Linked DNA regions of Homo sapiens: region 2 is linked to region 1. Evidence: read pairs that join two places in POLR2A ChIA-PET (ENCODE). Cell type or tissue: OCI-LY7. All regions are shown on one strand. Region 1 overlaps SLC15A1 (solute carrier family 15 member 1). Region 2 overlaps DOCK9 (dedicator of cytokinesis 9).

What was found. Peaks named below come from ENCODE experiments on the same cell type or tissue, not always from the same donor. Only the 100,000 strongest peaks of a DNase experiment are listed, where the experiment ranks them.
Region 2: POLR2A ChIA-PET joins it to region 1 with 6 read pairs; 2 of 35 experiments call an interaction of 5 or more read pairs at or near these places.

What each region holds. Positions count from the first base shown.
Region 1 is chr13:98,700,912-98,704,911 of GRCh38, reverse strand. It overlaps SLC15A1 (solute carrier family 15 member 1), which reads left to right. Exons shown (of 23, transcript NM_005073.4): 17 at 477-623; 18 at 2,383-2,432. Among named protein-coding and RNA genes, the nearest start is that of SLC15A1, 50 kb to the left of the region's middle. In OCI-LY7, no CTCF peak of the experiment used is centred here; a DNase peak (open chromatin) is centred at 2,051; H3K27ac peaks cover 1,159 bases.
Region 2 is chr13:98,955,139-98,959,138 of GRCh38, reverse strand. DOCK9 (dedicator of cytokinesis 9) reads left to right here. Exons shown (of 53, transcript NM_001366683.2): 2 at 3,588-3,704. Among named protein-coding and RNA genes, the nearest start is that of DOCK9, 21 kb to the left of the region's middle. In OCI-LY7, no CTCF peak of the experiment used is centred here; no DNase peak of the experiment used is centred here.

The DNA of each region.
Region 1 (4,000 bases):
CCCAGAGATGTTGAGATTTAGCCAGTCTCGTTCCTGTTTAGCCATGGTTGAGCACCACAACCTTAGACCTTGTGAAACTAATAATCTTGAAGGTAAAAACAAAAAGCCCGATTCCTAATGCTTGGAGCAGCCCAGTATTGATTTTTACCAGGGCTGTTGCTTTTGCTCTGGTGCTGTTCTTTGCCTAACAGTAGAAATTATTCTCATAGTATTTATTTTTGATAAAAGCAAAATAAAAGTAAGATGCTTGGTGAAAAGTATGGTTCCTGTGGTGGTACCAAAAACCTCATGACGGTGTCTGTAAGGGTGGGTGGGAAGCTGAGGCAAATAAAGGCCAACTCCCCACAGGCATTTTTTTGGTATCTATGAACATGAACCTGGAAATGCAGAATATCAGATAACTGCTCTTCCAGCGTTCAGTTGCATAGTGCCGAGACTCTGTGATATTAACTATGCCTCTTTCCCTCCCTCTATAGACAAATGCATTTATGACTTTTGATGTAAACAAACTGACAAGGATAAACATTTCTTCTCCTGGATCACCAGTCACTGCTGTAACTGACGACTTCAAGCAGGGCCAACGCCACACGCTTCTAGTGTGGGCCCCCAATCACTACCAGGTGGTAAGTGTGTGAAGACCTACAGCTGACTCTTTGCTATTTGTGATACTGGAGGCCAAAATTTTTATGGTGTGACTTTGTTTTACTCCCATATAGTGTTATATTAGATCATCCTCAATTTCTTCCTTCTTCTGGAACACAAGACTTCAAGAACACCTGTCAGACTTCCAATAAAAGTATGACTGGTGGATAGTAAAAGTTAATATTAATTGAAATTTCTAAAAAGACAACTTCTGGACATTGTATGGGGTCTGTGCACAGATGTGCATGCGTGTGTGTACAGAAGTCACACAGAGTACATATGTGAATTCTCAGGGACTTTTTCAGATAATTTAAAATATATAATTAATTGCACTGAATTTAAAAATTTGCACTAAATAGTCAGAAAATTAGAGCAGTCTCTGAAAAAGTATAATAAGCCTACCAGGTAAAAGCAATAAAATACTATGCATACAAAATATTTGATGAGAAAATACAGAGATCTAAATATGTCATTCGCACATAAAAAGCTGTGAAACCTAGCCTGGACAACGCAGTGAGACCCCTGTCTCTACAAAAATTTTAAAAATTAGCTGAGTGTGGTGGTGCATGCCTGTCGTCCCAGCTACTTGGGTGGCTGGGGTGCGAGGATTGCTTGAGCCCAGGAGGTAGAGGCTGCAGTGAGCCATGTTCATGCCAATGTGCTCCAGCCTGGGTGACAGAACAAGACCCTGTCTCAAAAAAAAAAAAAAAAAAAAAAAAAAAAAAAAAAAGCAGCAGCAGCAGCTACAAAGGTATAGTTGAGCTAAATGAAAGAGTTGTAGAGTTGTGGGCATTCTGTAAAGTGCATTTCAGTGAGCTTCTACGGAACTGCAATATGGAATTAAGACTCTTGGTCATTTGCTTAATTAGGGAGCTGCTGAGTGGCTTGTTCTAAAGTTTTGGACAGTAGTGTTCTGTGGAAGCACCGGCAACCAATGATCAAAAATTGTAGAGGCTCATGTTAGCTTTAAAGAAAATCAAGGCTGAAGAAATGGAGCCCTTCTTCTTTCTTCTTCCTTCCTTCCTTTTCTCTCTTCTCTTTTCTTCTCTTTTCTCCTTCCTTTCCTTCCTTCCCTCCCTCCCTCCCTCCCTTCCTTCCTTCCTTCTGTCCGTCCATCCATTCTTTCATTCTTTCTCTTTCTTCCTTTCACTTTCAACAGGATCTCACTATGCTGCCTGGCTGGTCTCAAACTCTTGGCCCCAAGAGATCCTTCCAAAGCTCTGGGATTTCAGGCATGAACCACCATGCCTGGCCCAGAAACCCTCTTTTTCTTTTCTTTTTTTTTTTTTTTTTTTTTTTTTTGAGACAGGATCTCCCCCTGTTGCACCATCTGGAGTGCAGTGGCATGGTCACAGCTCACTGCAGCCTCGACCTCCCAGACCCAAGAATAATTTTCAACAAATGATTCTCCCTCCCACGTCAGCTTCCTGAGCAGCTACAACTACAAGTGTGCATCACCACACCTGGCTAATTTCTAAGAGAGACAAGGTCTCACTGTGTCTCACAGGCTGGTCTCAAACTCCTAAGCTCAAGTGATCCTCCTGCCTTAGCCTCCCAAAGTGCTGGGATTACAGGTGTGAGCTACTGTGCCCGGCCTCCAGAGCCCTTCTAATGTAACCATGTCCTTAGGTCCTAGGATAAGTGTCAATACCACCTTCTCAAAGACTGAAATATTCATCTGAACTCATTCTAATGAATATTATTTTGAAAATATTTTTACATTACTGTTTTCTCTCTCAGGTAAAGGATGGTCTTAACCAGAAGCCAGAAAAAGGGGAAAATGGAATCAGGTATGTATATTTCTTTAAAATTTAAGTTTTATCAGATTCTTATGAAAGTAATGCATACCCATAGTAAAGTCCAAATGTAACAAGGATATAAAATGAGATTATAGGGTTTGTCCCAGCAATGTAAGGCTGGCTGAATATTCCCCAAAAAAATCAATCCATATAACCCATCATCTTAGTAAACTCAAGAGGAAATTGTACGTCATCTTATCAATTGATTAAAAAAAGCATTTGATAAAATTCAGCATCCATTCATGACAAAAACTCTCAACAAACTGGGAATAGAAGGGAACTTCCTTACCCTGAAAAAGGACATCTACAAAAGCTTGAGCTGATATTATGCTTCATGGCGAAAGTCTAAAAGCTCTCCACTAAGATCAGGAACAAGGTAAGATTTTTCCACTCTCCGCACTTCTATTAAACATCCTCTGGTTGCAAGAGCAAAGACACAAGAAAAAGAAGTAAAAGCATCTAGATTAGAAAGGAAGAAATAAAAATATTTCCAATTGGCCGGGTGTGGTGGCTCACACCTGTAATCCCAGCACTTTGGGAGACTGAGGCAGGTGGATCTCTTGAGCCCAGGAGTTCAAGACCAGCCTGGACAACATGGTGAAACCCTGTATCTAATAAAAATTTTTAAAAAAAATAGCCAGATGTGGTGGCACATGCCTGTAATCCCAGCTACTCGGGAGGCTGAGGCAGGAGAATTGCTTGAACCTGGTAGACGGGGGTTGCAGTGAGCTGAGATCGTGCTGCTGCACTCCAGCCTAGCCCACAGAGCAAGACTCTGTCTCAAAAAAAAAAAAAAAAAAAAATTAGCTGAGTATGGTGGTGTGTGCCTGTAATCCCAGCCACTCAGGGGGCTGAGGTGGGAGGATCACCTGAGCTTGGGGAGGTTGAGGCTGCAGTGAGCCATGATCCTGCCACTGAACTCCAGCCTGGGTGACAGAATGAGACCTTGTCTCAAAATAAATCAATATATATATATAAATAAATAAATTTCTACTTTATAGATGACAATTGTTTATATAGAAAGTCCCCAGGACTGTACCAAAAGAAGCTCACAGAATCAATAAGTGAATTTAGAAAAGTCACAGGACACAGGACAAAAACAAAATCCATCACTGTTCAATGTACTAGCAATGAAGAGTTGGAATCTGAAATTTTACAACTATTTCATGTATACTATCTCCCCCCACAGAATATGAAATACTTAGATATAAATCTAACAAAATGTGCAGGATTTGAGTGGTGAAAACTACAAAATTGCTTATGAAAGAAATCAGTGAAAAGCTAACTAAATGGAGAGACAGCTGTATTCATTGATCAGAAGATTTAATATAGTAAAGATGTCATTTTTCCCCAAGCTGACCTGTAGGTTTATTGCCATTCCTATCAAAATCGTAGCATTATTTTTATTTGCTTTTATAAAAAAGCTGCTTCTAAAATGTATATGGAAAGGCAAAGGAACTAGAATAGCTCAAATAATTTTGAAAAAGAATTAAGTTGGAAGAGTCTTACTACCACTAGTTTTCAAACTTACTATAAAGTTACAGCAATCAAGACAAAAT
Region 2 (4,000 bases), 250 kb before region 1:
CAGTCCTGCTGGGTACTTGGTGGGACACTTGTAGCAATTAGCTTAACTTGAGATCCTCAGTTTCCAGCCTCAGTTGTTGAGTGGTAATTGTGACAGTAAAAACACCTTGAAAGTTACACTTTGTCACACAAAAGGAAGACAGTAGCCACAACATTGCATCCTTTCATTAGATACCTCCAAGATACACCTTGGGGGGAAACAGAAATTCATCTAATTAAAGTATTATTTGGTGCCCTAAATACATGAAACTGACCCATGAATATTTTTATTATCAAACATTTTAAGCAACCCAAGTTTAATCAGATAGATGCAAAAAAATCATTAAATATGTTAAGAGTTGTAAACATATCTGTATCTTATATGTCCAGAGACAGGAAACACATCAATAATTGAACATGGAAAATTAATATAAAGAATTACTAAATTGGTGAAAGGGGATTAACTCTATTAGGGGGTAAAGATAACTCTAAAGCAGGCTGTGCCCTTGGGCAAAATCTGGCTGCTGCCTGTTTTTATAAATAAAGTTTTATTGTAACACTGCCATGCCCATGTGTTTACTTATTGTCTGTGGCTGCTTTTGTGCCGCAATGGCAGAGTTTACCAGTTGTGACAGAAACTGTAAGGCTGGCAAAGTCCTTTACAGAAAGAGTTGTCGACTCCTGCTCTAAGAATACAAGAATAGTAAGTTCGGGAACAGAGATCCCCAAGGAAGGAACAAACTGGGAAGAGCCTCTCACCCCCACCCAAGGCAGAGATTCAGGCCTAGCTGGAGAGTGTGGTTGTGGCCCAGCAATGGTGGCTGGTGGCCAAGTTTGCTGAGGTGCCGTGGGCTGGAGCTGGTGGGCAGGGAGCCACCCACTGGGGGGAAGCTGCTGAAGGGGTGGCAGCAGGGCTTTTTAGATGGCTGCCCGCAGGGATGCCAGTGCAGCTTCCTGGAGGGTGTGCCCTTTGTCTCTCCCAGAAAGCCTCCTGGCTGCCCTGCTGTAGGAACAAAGCCCAAAAAATCCCCAAACCTAATAACATTGGCACCTGGGAACAGCCCATTCTCAGCAGTGTCCCTCCAACCCCCTGTCCAGGGCTCACAATGCACCTCTGCCTTCTGGCAGTCTGAAGAATCATGGGCCTTACCTGGGGAGAGTGGAGCCAAGGGGGCTGCACCCAGCTGAGGATTCAGCCCTGCCCAGCCTGTGCCTGTGCCTGTGCCTGTGCAGGCAGCTGGGGCTGTCATGAAAGAGTCTCCCTGGCCTGTGGTTATGGGGCAGCCACCACATAAGCCAGGGAGAACATGGAGTCTGCCCCAGTCTGCAGTATTGGTCCATCTGACCTCTTTGTAATGGAATTTTAGAAAGCTGTGTGCATATTTGGGTTTTATTAGGAATATGGTTACGGTTCCTAGGGAAAATGTTATTAATCACGACATCCATTCATTTTGCCAGCAAGCATTTATTGACTGGTTACTCTATGCAGTATGACAAACAAATAAAAGAGTAAATCTTTTTTTTTTTAATTAAAATATTTTGAAAAAAATTTTCTGGGCAATTCTTATTTAAAAATAATTTGTATAAAGTTTTTTTTTTTTCCTTTTTTGAATGTAAATACAGTTTACTGTTACCAACACTTTATAGCTTTAATTTTTTTGATTTTGCATATTTTTAGTCTCTGTCCACATAGCACATATTTTACTTAATTATAATAATTGTGTACTTGTTTGGTCATTGCTTTTTTTCTTAGCATGTCAAAACATCTTTGTAGAGTGTTGTTAAATCAAGTAATTGGAGTTAAATATGAGCATGTATATGTGCAATAGGCAAAGCAAGTTGACTGCTACTTCAGGCAACTCCAGAATCTCAGCAGCTGAACACAGTAGGTGTTTCAGTTCTTGCTCCTGGGGCATTTCAGTGCCTGTTTAAGCAGGCGGTCTTCTACAAGGGGATTCAGGACCCAGACTCTTTCCATCTTAGGCTCCATCCTTTCCTCAGGCCACCCAGTTCTGCGTTGGATCCTGTGTGCGTGGCTGCAGAGGGAAGGAGGAGGGGCCACGTGGAAGGCTTTTGTGGGCCAGATGAGGCAGTGGCCACATCTTTTCCACTCGAATAAAATTGGTTAGAAGACAGTCACATGGGTGCACCAAAACACAAGGAGGCTGGGAAATGTGGTCCACCTGTATTGGAAAGGAGACAGGTTTTGGAAACAAATAGCAAGCCTCAGTCACAATTGCCAATTTGGATGCCACATACGAAATATCCTTAATATACTTCTTATATAAAAATTGTCATTTTAATATATAAAGCATTTATTGAGATTGTATATATCAGATGATTATAGTTTCAAAAATAATCTTCTAGTAACTATTGATATAATGGACTTACTTTTTTTTTAATTTTTGTTTTTTGAGATGGAGTCTTGCTCTGTCACCCAGGCTGGAGTGCAATGGTGTGATCTCAGCTCACTGCAACCTCCGCCTCCCCAGTTCAAGTAATTCTCGTGCCTCGGCCTCCCGAGTAGCTGGGATTACAAGCGTATGCCACCACGCCTGGCTAATTTTTATACTTTTTGTAGTGACAGGGTTTCATCGTGTTGGCCAGGCTGGTCTCTAACTCCTAACCTCAGGTGACCCACCCATCTCGGCCCTCAAAGTGCTGAGATTACGGGTGTGAGCCACCACGCCTGCCCTGGACTTAGTTACTTCTGATAACATCTTCTATATGCCTATTTTAGCATTTGGCATACTGTAGTATAGTTAGTTGAATATGTATTTTTATCCCTAACCTAGCCCAGTCAATGCCTCGCATGTGGAAAGCGAGCCATAAACAAGGTGGCAGTGACTGGCGATAGATAAAGGGATTTTAACCAAGAGAGCTAACTTTGGAAATAGCTAGAAAAGCCATATTCTCTTCTTCCCTACTTACTCGTTACCTCTTTTTCCTGCTCAGTGCATGCTAGGGATGGACGTCCCCATCCCCTCGGATTCACCCATGAGCCCTGGTTTAAGTAGTACCTGCCCCCCTGGCTGTGACCCAGCCTCTTGGCTGGTTTGGGCTCAGCTCATTATCTTTCTACCTTTAGGTATTACATATTAAGTATAGATATCTGGGGATAGGCAGGGATATTTTGAGACTCAGAGAAGGGCGTCTTGGAGCCCCTTGTCTGAAATAATGAGTCCTGTGGATACATTTAGGCCCTGGGCCAAGGAGGGATGGTATCGTGGCTGGAGCCGTTCTGGGCATCTGGCCTCAACTGCCAGGCCATGGCTGGACACCTAACCAGGGCAACTCTGGCACACCCTAAAGCTTGGAAGGGGACATAGCTAGTCAGGGATGACCCGAGAAATGACTGGAAGCTCCACCAGAATGCAGAGCTTCCTTTGTGCTTAAATAACTGAACAAGCATCACTCTGTGTAGCAGGACACCACCCAGCATTTTTTGTCCCTTTGGAAACAACTCTTATTTCTGTTTCTTTGTGATACCAAAACTAGCATACTCTAATTGTAGAAAATACAAAACATAGAGTAGAACATACTAAGTTCTTTATCTTAAGAAATGGCATTTGTGTATGAGAATGTCTTGCTTATCTTTTCGCCCTCCAGGCAAAGCCAAAGCTAATTGAGCCACTCGACTATGAAAATGTCATCGTCCAGAAGAAGACTCAGATCCTGAACGACTGTTTACGGGAGATGCTGCTCTTCCCTTACGATGACTTTCAGGTAAGTAACGTTATGTTTCTATCCGTAGAACCACGTGTTTGATCTTAACAAGCAGTATTTTTCTATGTATTGATTTATTGTTTGGTTAGTTAATTATTATTATTATTATTTTTTTTGAGACACAGTCTTGCTCTGTCACGCAGGCTTGAGTGCAGTGGTGCCATCTTGGCTCAACGGCAACCTCCGCCTCCTGGGTTCAAGCATTTCTCCTGCCTCAGCCTCTCAAGTAACTGGGATTACAGGCGTGTGCCACCATGCCTGGCTAATTTTTGTCTTTGTATTAGAGACAGGGTTTT